Regions from separate parts of the Homo sapiens genome. Here region 2 is linked to region 1. Evidence: chromatin contacts called from ENCODE Hi-C or POLR2A ChIA-PET data. All regions are on one chromosome and are shown on one strand. The core of a region is the stretch at or near the end of the contact, and the rest is flanking DNA. Distances in the headings are between cores, read along the strand shown. Region 1 holds the start of LINC01827 (long intergenic non-protein coding RNA 1827). Region 2 has its middle 33 kb from the start of DNAH7.

Region 1 (6,811 bases), core at 3,038-5,537:
TGGCGGGCGCCTGTAGTCCCAGCTACCTGGAGAGGATGAGGCAGGAGAATGGCGTGAACCCGGGAGGCGGAGGTTGCAGTGAGCTGAGATTGTGCCACTGCACTCCAGCCTGGGCGACAAAGCGAGACTCCGTCTCAAAAAAATAAAAATAATAATAATAATAAATAAAAATAAAATAAAATAAAATAAATATATAATTTCTTTATTTTTATTTTATTTTATTTTTTTAAGTTCCAAGGTACCTGTGCAGGATGTGCAGGTTTGTTACACAGGTAAACATGTGCCATGGTGGTTTGCTGTACCTAGCAACCCATCACCTAGGTATTAGGCCCAGCATGCATTAGCTCTTTCCCTAATGCTCTCCCCCACCCCACCTATGTATCTTTCTTTGTGGCCTTAAATACATTTGAGTTTCTTATTTCTTACATAATGATGTCTGTATACCGAAAATAAAACTTTTTCTGACTTATCTATTGTAGATTACAGTATGACTGGCTTTAATGAAAAATAGGCATTTTGCAGAACTATTAAACCGGTCTAAGAATAGATGATATTGTACTGAATCTCCTAATCTAGCAATCCATTCAAACGCTTTTTGTTTTTTTTCTACCATCAAAGCGTGGAAGAGGTAATGGCCTAGGACCAGAATGGGGGTCTTTCATCTGTCATGTTTTATTGTAACAGATTTACTTGAAATTACGTTTCTCACCTGCAGAAACTAAGAGAAAGAGCAAGAATCAGCAGAGTAGAAGGGGGAAAGGGGACAATCAGAGCATCTCAGTGTTTTAGAGTTTGATGTGATCACTGGGCATTTAGGTTAGCCTTTTGCCTTTTCTCTCTCCAAGATTGTGGTGCTTCTGTCCAATTTTTGTTTTACAAGATGAGTTGGAAATTTAATGGATTTTATGTATGCAGCTGGAATTTTGAAACAGAAAATTAAAAGGGAGCTGCATTGGCCTGAAGGATCAAAGTTCTATTAAAAAAAAAGTGGGTTTCTTATATGAAAAAGCTTTAAAAACTAGTATTTTAAAAACATTTTACAGTTTACAAAGCACTTTTCTATAAAATTATTTCATTTGAACATACAATGAGGGAGGTCCAGGGTTATAGCATGAGTTACTGTTAGAGCTGTGACCATAAACCATGCATCTTTTTTGCTTTGTTCTTTTTTTGAGACAGGATCTCGCTATGTTGCCCACACTGGTTTCAAACTCCTGGACTCAAGCAATCCTCCTGTCTCGGCCTCCTAAAGTGCTGGGATTGCAGGTGTGAGCCACCACACCCGGCCTGCATCTTGTTTCCTTTTCTAAGACTCTTTGCATTACATATCTCCCTCTTTCATTCCCCCTTGCTCCTTCTTTCATGAATGATTCTGATAGTTACTTTATGGATGCTTAACATAAAAGACTAAAGGCTTTTTGAGGGCACATTTGGTATCCTACTTATCTTTGCATCTCTGGTATTGAACAGATCCAAAGCTGGTGTTTGGTTAATGTTTTTGAATGGACAAATGAATGAAATTAAAATAAAAAGGCAAATTAAAAAAGAGAAACAATTTTTCAGATTTTAAAATAAGTAAATGAAAACAGCAGATCAATATTATAGTTTTTATATAACTTCAGAATGTCAAATGCTGTATTAGCTGCTATGCATTTATCTACCATATCTATCTATCTATCTATCTATCTATCTATCTATCTATCTATCTGTCATTTATCTTGTTAGCTTCATTCCAAATAATTAATTTTATCATCCATTGTTATTTACAAATTCTCAGGTCACTAAGTCATAATTATAACTTGGGAAAATGTGTCCTATTTTATTGATAGCACAGAAATTAGAATTTATTCTTCAGCACCATAAGGTTTATGGGAACACAACAAATAAAAATGGTCACAATTATTTGTCATGTCTGGAAAAGTACAAGACTGTGACTACTAATTCATAACACATTTATATCAGTTTTACTTACTTATGGCTATTATATTTCCTTTGTGAATTTCACAGGTTTATGAAAGCATTAACTGATCTTTTTATATTACTCTATCTTCATGGCTTATCCACAGCTTGATTTCAACTGGCCATGCTTAGATAAAGCAAATTTCCATATATATTTTTTTCTACCTTCATGCCTAGGTAGAGATCCTAGATATGTTGAGCTTTATTTTATTTCTGCAAATGTAAGTAAACATTTGTACATGTGACTTGGAGGAAAATTAGAGGAAGAATTTATTTATTGTTCATTTAAGACTGATAATTATTGGGTTCATGTACTAGGAAGTTATACTAAGAAAAAGACTCTCAAAGAAGACACAAATTTTACAAAGCCATACTCATAAAACATATAAAGATGATGACATATCCAGGATCAGATTTAGATCCTCTAGATCCATCCCAAAGAAGAAAATACCAAAAAATAGCCCAAGCTGTAACTTTACCAATTTAGTTACTGCTGTCAAGAAACATTGCACAATGCCATCTAGTGACGAGTAACCAATGTATGATTAATCACATAGAAATGACTGGATGAGGAGGGGGAAATTCCCAGGATTTTATATGTAAGAGGGAAAGTCCTTCTGAGAGAATTAAAATGGATAGAGATTAGTTTTATTTCTCCAGGTACACTTAGTGCATGACAATTTATCACCGATCTGAAGCTTGGTAGTTTTTATTTTGAAATACTGTATTGCCACCTACCTCTGAATCTGCAGCTCTACCTCCTTCTGCAGCTGCCCTTCATTATTCCGTCCACAGCTGAACTCAGAACTGTGAGTGTTCTCCAAGCCGCAGCCCCCCATCTAATGACAGGTGGTGGAGGTGGAGCACTTTAGAAACCAGTCTCAACAAATTAAAAAAAAAAAAGGACTTCAAAAAAGGGAACCAAGTTGATTCTTAAAACAATCTGTGCCACATTAAAAATAATAACAATAAATAAACTTGGAAGTTCAAAGAGTAAAACTAAAACAGGGACTAAAGGAAATCATCTTTGTTTTTTGCAGCCAATGACTGTGCAGACCTGATGCTGTCTTGTTCTTGTACCAAATTCTCCTTGAAAATACCAGAGACCTCTCTCTGAATGGCCATAACATTATACCCTAAGGGAAATAATTTTCTCCAACATTTCTCATCTTTTGTAAACAGATGGCATATATATATTTAATATATATATTTATAGATATATTTATAGATATTTATATATATTTATAGATATATTTATATATATATTTAAAGAGAAAGAGAAATACCAACAGTCTGCCAACTGTGGAATTCTTATAGTCCGATAGTTTCTTTTTGGTTATTTTTTCACAACTAAATTAACTAGTGTTGCTGCCATAGATACATTTAAGAAAATCAGACACTTTGCTGCTTTTACATATATCTGTCTGAAACTCAGCAGGAATATTTCAGTTGCCTTAGAAAAATATCCAGTTAACAAACTTTGTGAAGTGAAAAGAAAACCTTATCAAAATCTCCAGCTTCAAGTACATTTAGTTGTTTTCTTTTTATTGTTGCTTACATGCTGTGATTGGAGCACAATATGTGGAAATTGCATAACCATTATTTCCACAAATCAAAGCTATTGAGACATGGGAAGGCCATGTGGAGCTGCTGCATGAAATGTTGGTTAAAAAAATTCCACTCTGCCTTTATATCTAAAGTCTTCCCTTCTTTCAGGTATCAATGGTTTCTTCAGTCGTAAGCATCACTAGGTTGTGTTTCGTTTGTTTAACTGCTTTTAAAATCAGAATTAGCCATAGGTCAAATAACATTTTTTGAAAAACATTTTCTCTATGTGTCTTATATTTTTCCTTAGTTCTACTTTGTTTTGTTATTTTTAATATTTTGGGGGTAATCTAGGCAAAGAGCTCTTAATTCTTAATGCATTAGAACCATCAAGAAACATTCAGTGCAATTTCCATGTCTCAGGGGAAAGTTTTGGTGTCCTCACCTCGATCCATTCCCAGGTTTATGGGGACTAGGGAGAATCCTTTCACTATTATTTTACATTTTAAAATATACCTAATCAAGTGCAGTGCAGTGCAGTGGTGTATGCCTGTGGTCCCAGCTGCTCGGGAAGCTCAGGAGAGAGCATCACTGGAACCCAGGAGTTTCAGTCCAGCCTGGGCAACACAGCAAGATCCCATCTCTAAAAAAAGAAAAGAAAGAAAAGAAAACAGTGGCCAGTCAGATGGCTATGTAGGTCAAAGACAGCCTGACTGAATCATATGAGAGGGAAGAAAAACACTTGTCATTCCTAGCTTTCTGTGTTCCTCTTTTGTTCCAGCAGAGCTTTGGTTGTACTACTCTAATACCCATACAACACTGCTTTCCTTAGAGCCACAGCTACTGCTGAGAACTCAAAAACTTCTTCCTTTCCGGTGAACACGTCTAGACTTGGGCTGGGGATGGGATGAAGATCTCTAACACCTTCCTGGAAATCAAGAAGTGCAAATAGGTAATTTTCCCTTTTTTTTTTTGAGATGGAGTCTCACTCTGTCGCCCAGGCTGGAGTGCAGTGGTGCAATCCGGCTCACTGCAATTCTCCCTGCTTCAGCCTCCTGAGTAGCTGGGATTACAGGTGCCCGCCACCACACCCAGCTATTTTTTTTAGTTTTAGTAGAGACGGGGTTTCACCGCATTGGGCAGGCTGGTCTCGAACCCCTCACCTCAGGTAGATCCGCCTGCCTCGTCCTCCCAAAGTGCTGAGATTACAGGTGTGAGCCACCGTGCCCAGCCTGGTAATTTTCTTAAGAGAGAAATAATGCTTTGTTTTGAGATGTTCTGCTGGGGTATTCTGGTAGCTCTTTCAGTGCTTAAACTCATTCCGAGTCTGCACAAATGGCATAATATTTAGCTGTGCTTTGACACTCTTCAGCACCTGGAATATAATGAGCATAAATATCTTTTTAGGTTTCTAGATCAAAGATTGTTTTCTTCTATAATGTTTCTCCTCAAAGAAGTGTTTCACTGTTCTGTAAAGTAAATTTCAGAGATTATAAGGCCAAAATAGCGATTATAGCAAAAGTCTATGATCAGTTACATTGTCTAATTTTGAATTACAGTGGCAGCTTTTCTTTTATCTTTAAATTTGGTGCCATTTCTTCCTATCATTTCCACCCCTGGGATTTTTCTGGTTAGAGATGTATATAATTGCCTTTCTGCCCACATTCCCTTCTAAAAGAATCTGTTCCCCTGCTGAACAGATGGGCCTAGTCATCTATGTTTATATCATATGACCCTACTCCCTGGTTATGATGATTGGACCAGGGTGGGGAGACCTACTCTGAGAGTCGATCCATAGGTTAGGCCAAGCCAACTAGATGATATTGTTTGAAAAAATTTCACTGAGACACAAAAGTCATAGTTAAGTGATGAGAATTGGAGTTGTCGGGTCACAGGTATTTAGTGTGAGACCTCTATGGCAAGCTTCAGCTACATGAACATTAAATTATGAGGGAACCCAAAGTAAAATCCTTACATGTGGAGCCAGCCTACAAGAGCAACCTAGAATAGACATGCAGAGAGAAGCAGTAGCAAGAGCTTACACTGACATTTGTAAAATCCCTTCTCACCATCCAGAGCCTTTTCTACTTTAAACAAACAGTATGTTTTTGAGCATGGCTTGGGCTGGATTGCCCACCTCCAGAGAACCTGTTTGTCTTACACTAATCAGCATTATTACATCATTCTGTCCATGTGACTGATTCAGAGTAGGCATGTGAACCATTAATGGACAATAAAGGAGACAGTTGCTGGAGTTTTGTTTGTTTTTTTTTTTTTGTTTTTGAGACTGGGTTTCGCTCTGTCATCCAGGCTGACGGGCAATGGCGGGATCATGGCTCAGTGCAGTTTCGATCTCCTGGGCTCAAGTGGTCCTCCCACCTCAGCCTCCCAAGAAGTTGGGACCACAGGAGGGGGCCACCATACCCGGCTAATTTTTTTGATGTTTTGTAGATATAGGGTCTCCCTATGTTGCCCAGGTTGGTCTCTAACTCCTGAGCTCAAGTGTTCTGCCCACTTCAGCCTCCCAAAGTGCTAGGGTGAAAGGCCTGAGTCACCACTGCCAGCCAATTGCTGAAGTTTTTGGAAAAGAAAATTCTTGTCTGATCCATGGGAGTTGCTTCAAAGGTACTCTCTGCTTTTGTAGATATGAACTAGGAAGCATGTAACTGTGGTTGCTTCTGACTACACTAGAAGACGCAGCCTAAGACGAAAACTGCTTCACAGGAGATAGAGTGCAGCAGTGGAAAGAAAGCAGGTCTTTATTGACATTATGGGACTACTGGTTTTGTTAAAATCTGCCCAGTTTTTGGTTCGTCAGTCACATCGGCCAATACATTCCCTTGGTTGTTTAAGTTGTTTGATTGGATTTCCTTTTACTTGTAACTGAACTCTTAAATTTGAGTGAGATTAATGATTTTCTAGGTCTTAGGAGACAAAGCAATCCCTTGAATTTCCTGGCTCCCTAAGTAGAACAGTCGTTAGTACCATCTTGTCCATTGTGTTTTGCTTGGTTCTGTACCACCTAGCAGAATGCCTAGGACACATTAGTTGCATCACCGAAATTTATTAAGTGATAAGTTCCCTCCTCTTGAACTCTCTCAGTAATATGATCAGCATACAATCTTCGAAAGTAGTGGATTTCAGGGAGACCTCTGACTTTCAGGTTGTGTGATGTGCTCTTGGAGAAGATGAAAGACAACTATTAATGAAATGAAAGTGATTAAGGAAGAAGCCAATCAACTTCATCAAGGCTGGGAAAAATAAACTGATAGTGCTATGCAAACAGACATCATACCATATTTTTCCT
Region 2 (6,811 bases), core at 2,927-5,426, 530 kb before region 1:
CATAATTATCTCTCCTAGAGGGAATCAGTAAATTTAACATGAAGTTTATTACTATCCCTATCTTTATGAAATGATTGATGAAAACATTTGGCTCTATTATACCTAAAACCAATAGCAGTAAAATGGATAAACAGTGATTGGGAAAGCCCACTAGCCAAAACAGAGTCTAGGCTTCTAAGTCTGGAATGGTTATAGCACAATATTCCATACATACTTTTGAAAGAAGAGGTTAGTGTAGAGAATAGTCAACATAGTTATACAAACATATAAAAACCATTAAAAATGTTGGTCTCCAACTAGGGAAAGCCAAAGGATTTTGATTCTAAGTCAACTACTTGAAATCTCACATTTTCCCTCTAGTTGATGAGTTTTATGCCACAATTTATAAAGTTTATATTTTTCTGTTGGTTTCTTTCCCACATACACATTACTTTTCATTTTGTTTTTGTCAGCCCTTCATTTAGGTTTGAATGCTGCTTATTTTGTTTAATTTTACACCTAAAAGAATTTTTTGGATAAAATCTCCCTGCAGTTTATATCATGTATCAGACATGTATTTCCTAAATTTTTATTACTTTCTTAAAAATATAATTAGAGAGCCACCCCTTTGGGAAAGGTTAAGCAGTGGCAAGGGGTGGCTCTCTAATTGCTCTTTTCCTGGTACCATATCAAATATGTATTTGGAGTCGTCCAGATAAATTACCAATATTTTCTTTCTAGACATTTCATCCATTTAAATATAGCCATAATTAAAACAACATACTGCTGTGAAGAAAATTGTTTTGCTTTAGGAATTTGTGGATTAGCAATGGTTTTCCTCTCTGTGCCTAGATTTCTTTATCTATAAAATGGGAATTAAAAACAGTACCACTTCCTATAGCTAAGGTTAAAAGAATTATGTAAAGTATGACAGGCACAAAGAAAATGTTATGTGAAAGTTAGTACTTTTACTTTTATGTATCTATGCCTCCTGAAATCTCCAATAGACTGTAAATATCAGCCCACATGGTTGAGAATCAAACAATAATACAATAATATCACTGGAGGCACAAATATTGACCCTGAATTTGGTAAACATTTATTTAGGGCTTACCCTATGCAAATAAAAATATAAACTAAATGAATGTGTTTCATTAGTCAGAAGATCCTAAGCAAAAAGAGTGAGAATTATAGACACTTGAACTCCTTGCCTAAAAGACAGCCCTCGTCTACCTTGGAAGATTGTTCTGTCTGGTAAGGTTGACCGCTCACAAGGAACCTTGAAGAGGGTGTATAACAGACATTGCTATTTGCTAACTGTGCCATCCTTCTCCCCTCTTCTTACTCACTAACACAAGCCATGAACTAGGCCACCACAACCTTCAAAAGAGGCCAGCCCTTCAGTTGTCCCAGGAGGTGGATCTTGATTCTATGCCTCTCTCAGCGACTGGTTTAGAAATGGCTGAATGACTCCATTCTTGCTAATGCTGTGAGAAGCAAAGCCTACCGGGAGACTTCTTGGGAAATATTCCTGGTACTTTGAAAATGACACAGGAAAGACGAGGTTTTCTCTTCCAACTTTTAGACGTTAACGTGTAAAGATATAGTGCTTAGAACTGCAGTAACCACTTTTGACCATGAGTGTAACTGCAGCAACCACATTTGACCATGAGTGGGTCAACCCAAAAAGATAAACCTTTGTGCTGAAAAAAAACAAAGCAAGGATTTGGGGAAAAAAAACCCTGGATCTTTGATGATGTCATTGAGCTGTTGAATGAACCAACTTGTAACATCCTGACTCTGTTACTCTGTTTTTAATATGTGAGACAATAGATCCCTTAACTGCAGAAACTATTTTGAGTTCAGGCTTCTGTTACTTGCAGCAGAAACATACAAACTAACAAAGGGAATTAGGGATCATGTCTCAGCTGGTTAGTCAGGTATATTAATTTCCTGTTGCAGGTGTAACAAATTACCACAAACTTAGTGGCCTAAAACAATGCAGATGTATTCCTTGACAGTTCAGGGGTCAGAAGTTTATAGTCAATCTGTAGGCAGGGCTGTGTTCCTTCTGGATGCTTAGGGGGGAATCTGTTTCCTTGCCTTTTTCAGATTCTAGAGACTGCCTATATTCCTTAGCTTGTGGCCCCTTCCTCACATCACTCCAGTCTGTGGCTTCCATCATCACATCTCCTAGTATTGACTTTCCTCCTTTTTATAAGGATCTTGGGCTCTCCTGGATAATTCAGGATAATCTCTCGATCTCACGATCCCTAATGTAATAACATGTGCTAAGTCCCTTTTATCATTGAACTAAATTAACATTTTCATAGGTTCCAAGGATTAGGACATTGACATCTTTGGGGACAGTGGTCATTCATTATTCAGTCTATCACACCAGGTGAACTAAACCAACCCTAGAGACAAATTCTGGATGAGAGCTGCAGTCACAGCCAGCTCACCCATGTAGTTAGCGGGAGTACATGGGGCTTCGGAAAAAGGCTTTTCTTCCTAATAAAAGAAAGCTTGATATGACTGAGCTGCTAAATCAATCCACCCTGCAACCCTAATTTTGGACTTCTTGTATAGAGAGATGATAAATTCCTTATTGTTTAAACTCCATTTGATATAGTGAAAATTGCACCAAAAATCATCCTAACTGGTCTTCAGGGGTAGGAACCTGAATTTACTTTCGATTTCTGGAAGAGTATTATAAGCCACAAACTATCAACTCCTATATACGTTGAAAAAATAAGCATTAATGGTAAACTGTAGGTATTGAGGAAATTGTGTTCATGCAAAGGGAATGAACATGATGAAGAGGGCTTGGTAAACTGTAATTATGATCTCCTCTATATTACTTTACTACTAGCCAGCCATGCCAGAGTGTCTGCCATCATCTTTCTCTTTGCAAGTGAGTATCTTTGTTCCTAGTTGGTATCCCTAATTTAGCCCCAAGTGATCAATCCTTCTTGCCTCCTCATCTCTATAACAACACTTGATAATTAAATTGTGTCTTTTCTATGTGCCAGGCACTGCTTTAAGAGCTTTGCCTGGGTTAAATTAATCATCAGGATGAGACTTTGAAATTGTTACTACTGATATTCCCATTTTACAGGTGAGCAAATTCAACTGCAATTTCCTCAATAACCCCAGTTTACCATGAATGCTTATTTTCTCAGCTTGTATAGGAGTTGACAGTCTGTGGCTCATAACAGTCTTCCAGAAGTTGAAATAAATTCAGGTTCCTACCCGTGAGGACCAGTTAGGATGCTTTTTGGTGAAATTTTCACTATATCCAATGGGGTTTAAACAATAAAGAATTTATTATCTCTCCAAACAAGAAGTCCAAAATTAGGGTTGCAGGGTGGATTGATTTAGCAGCTCAGTCATACCAAGATTTCTTTTACTAGGAAGAAAATACTTTTTCCAAACCCCTAAGCAGTGTTTCTTTTTTTGGCATGATCCCTACGCCATTCACAGGCAAAGGGGAATGGATGATCCATGACTCCTCTCTGAGACTGAGCCTAACTACCATGAGCATATTGTTGCCTGATCCCTGAACAAAGCCTGGGGTCTATTAGCAAAAGGAAAAGTGAGGGAACCAAAGGAGCCTTACTCTCCAGGACATCTGCACGCCACCAGAGTGCAGAATGTAAGCTGTCTTGCATGCGTATGAAAAACATAACTCTAACACTGACCCCAAGGTCTCTCCTGCTGTGCATAACTAATAGGCCCTGTGACTGCTTACTGCTGTGATGCAGAACAGACTTCACAGGTGCTCCTCGGCTGGGACTGGTGTGGCAGCGTGGGAGGCAGGGGCATACTGTCACTATGACTGAGCAGAGTATTATTGGAAATGGTGTTTGACTCCCTTCTTATTGGTGCAACTCAAAAGGGCAATGTAGTAAACAGTTCCAGACAAATTTGAAGACAAGATGTTTTTCATAAGGAAGGAAAAAATTCTCACAACAAGCCAAATGTGCATCTTTTCAGATAGGAGCCCTTCATATTCACTGGAATTTCTTAAAAAGTAACTTTCCACATATTTCCCCCAAAATAACCTATTTCACTAAGAGTAAAGCACGTGGCACCTAATTTATCTTCCCTGAACAGAGTAGAGCTGAGTCACTGACACAGAACTGAAACCTTCGCACCCAAGCAGGCTCAAGGGACTGAGCCAGAACTGATTCTCAGATAGCTCAACCCTCCCTCCCTCTCCCACAATAAAGGTTCATATCAAAATCACACTCTGAACATCTGACTCATATCTTGTGATTATTGAACATACTCCTCCTGTACCAATGTTCCTGTGGACATTTGACCATTTCCATGTTCATTTCTTAGGGAAAACAGGATTGTTTAGCTGGAGGTTGAATCAAATAGATATACATATTGAAACCAAGTGTCCTCTCTTGCTGTCTGAACATCCAAACAAAGCTAGGAGCAGCCCCCTTACCATTAATCAAGGACCAGATAAACAGCTATCTGCTGAAGAGGACTTCTGCAGCAATGGCTTAGCCCTCACCTCTGGCACAAGGAAGGATGGATGGGTGGGCTGCAATTAGTTGGCATGTTCAAAATAAGAGACAAGTGGCAGGGAACACCTCTTGGTTTGACTTCAGCTTGCATCACTGTGGCTCTTGACTGCCATTTCTACTTTTCCTGTGTAGATCGAAAGCTCTAATCCTTACCCCTAGTAAGTGCAATAGTGCCCTTTGTACAGTTGGAGACCTCCACCTCCTAGTTTGAGCCAGAATGTGTTCTGTGCGTAAATACATTACATGGAGTCCAAGAGATTTCTTTCTTTCTTAATTTACACATAATAATTGTACATATTCATGGGGTATGTAAGGATGTTTTGATACATATAATGTATGATGATTAGATCAGGGTAATTAGCATATCCATTATCTCAAACATTTATCATTTCTTTGTGTTGGGAACATTCAATATCCTTCCTTCTAGCTATTTGAAACTACATATTGTTAACTGTAGTAGTCCTACAGTGGTATAGAACACTAGAAACGTATTCCTCCTCCCTTGCTCTGATTCTGTAACCCTTAACAAATCTCTCCCTAAAGGTTTCTGTTAACTCCTAATAAATGATCGCGTGGGTTGGCAGAGTCAAGAATGAGGTTAAATGGAGAATTCTTGGCCTGAGGACTATGAATTCCTTTTTTTTTTTTTTTTTTTTTTTTGGCCCATTTGGTTCCACGTGTGCCTCCAGATCTCTGGTGCTGTGGAGCAGTGACTGTGCTGTGTGCTGCACACCTCACTCTCTTGCCGCTTTCCCTGGTCTCCATCAGGACTTTACCAAAACACTCAAGTGCTGTGGCATCTGAGAATGTCCCTCTATGCACTGTCTGTCCATATAGTGAGATAAGGGAGGTGCTGGAAACAATTGTTCTCTTCCTCTATGATTCCTGCAAGTATTGTTTTGCAATTGTGCTGCCCGCCTTGAAAATCACATGGTGCCCCACTGGCAGCTTTATGATCATTTCTCTAAATGAAAGTGAGAGGTTATCGAATTTGTCTAGTTTAGTGTGAGTCACTTATATGCCTGGGAAATGAAGTCCTATCCTGTGTTATTGATACTGGAAGCTGCACAAAAGGAATGAGTCTCTGGAGTTTGGAACTCACCTCATGAATCTCACACCAACCAGTGCTGTCCTGGCTTTTCATTGGGATGGAATGAGAATCAAGTCCCCATGGTGGAGGTTATCGTGAAAACCCCAGATTTTAATAGAGAGGTAATTTGAGTACATAACATATTGAACTTGAATATTATGCACTTGAAGGAAAAATATTTCCTTTGTAGTGGGCAGCCTCTATTATGTTTTGGAGGAATTTTCCAGTAAATCATCTAACAGCTGCTTTACTGTATAGGCCTTGAAATTTTATCTGTTCATTGGTTACAGACACTTTTGCTTTTGGAAACTTCACATGCTTCTCTTTACCAGTAATATTTTGTTCCCAAAATATCGGCTCCTGGGGAGGATTTAATAAAGGCTGACCCAACAAGACATGTTTTTGAGCAAACCTTTTGGATGTCTTTGGCTAGGAACCATGTCCTATGTAAGTGTATTCTATGTAAGATTATTACTAAAAATCCAAAAAGCAACCTACAGATTTTGTGACAAAAAGAAAATGTTAACCATCTCTGAACATAAAGGCATTTTGCATCTGTGAATGTAGAAACAGTGATTATAGTGGGTGCTAGTAGAGGTATAGAATGTATGTGTGTGTTTTGGAGGAGTGGCAAGGAAGAAACAATGGGACAAGCATTGGCAAAAATATGGCTGGTGGAGATTCTTTCCTTCAGACTGCAGATTGAAGACACCCTTCACAGACAGGAGCCACTGAATAAACACCTCTGAAGAAGATAGAAAGAGAATAGCTTGCTAATGCCGTGCTAACTGAAGTGAGCCTGCAATTCTCAAAATATGATCCATTTGAGGGTTACCTGGAAGATGCTTATTCCAGAATAGAGGCATGATGTGTTGATTTTTGGAAGGGGCTCCTGGCCAACAGCAATTGAAAAACTGAAAAAAATGGAGGCTGAAAACTCACCAACCATGACTTCAGTTCATGGGGCACAGTCATTATCTATGCCCTTTAAGAAAGAAAGATTCCACATGGACAGTGTGTGAAGACAGTGGAGAGGGTGAAGGAAGAGCAGAAAGGTTTGCTCTAAGAGGCCCATCTGACACTGGTCACAGGTCAGTATAAGGCAGAAGAGAGGAGGGCAGGAGGCTTAGCTTGGAGTTGGTAAATGAAAGAGTTTTCAAGGAGATTTTCCAGTCATAAATTAGAGAGAACAAGAGCAGAA

What was found. A loop is a pair of places that touch in the nucleus more often than their neighbours do. ChIA-PET counts read pairs that join two places held with the same protein, here RNA polymerase II (POLR2A). Pooled maps may share reads with other maps.
Region 2: a loop to region 1 is called in a pooled map, with 1.9 times the contacts of the local background. The contact joins the enhancer-like site here to the promoter of LINC01827 in region 1. A Hi-C loop is called at or near these places in 1 of 37 single-sample maps with no recorded cell type and 1 of 50 pooled maps. POLR2A ChIA-PET finds 5 or more read pairs at or near these places in 4 of 52 experiments (BJ, Panc1, T-cell and 1 more).

Annotation. Positions count from the first base shown.
Region 1 is chr2:195,571,969-195,578,779 of GRCh38, reverse strand. It overlaps LINC01827 (long intergenic non-protein coding RNA 1827), which reads left to right and starts at 4,287. Exons shown (of 2, transcript NR_187191.1): 1 at 4,287-4,456.
Region 2 is chr2:196,098,761-196,105,571 of GRCh38, reverse strand. No RefSeq gene overlaps it. Among named protein-coding and RNA genes, the nearest start is that of DNAH7, 33 kb to the right of the region's middle. RefSeq lists enhancers at 3,980-4,079, 4,350-4,499, 4,520-4,609. Within about 2 kb of position 4,176, at least 5 of the 41 ENCODE cell types and tissues checked have a DNase peak (open chromatin) inside an H3K27ac peak, as active enhancers do.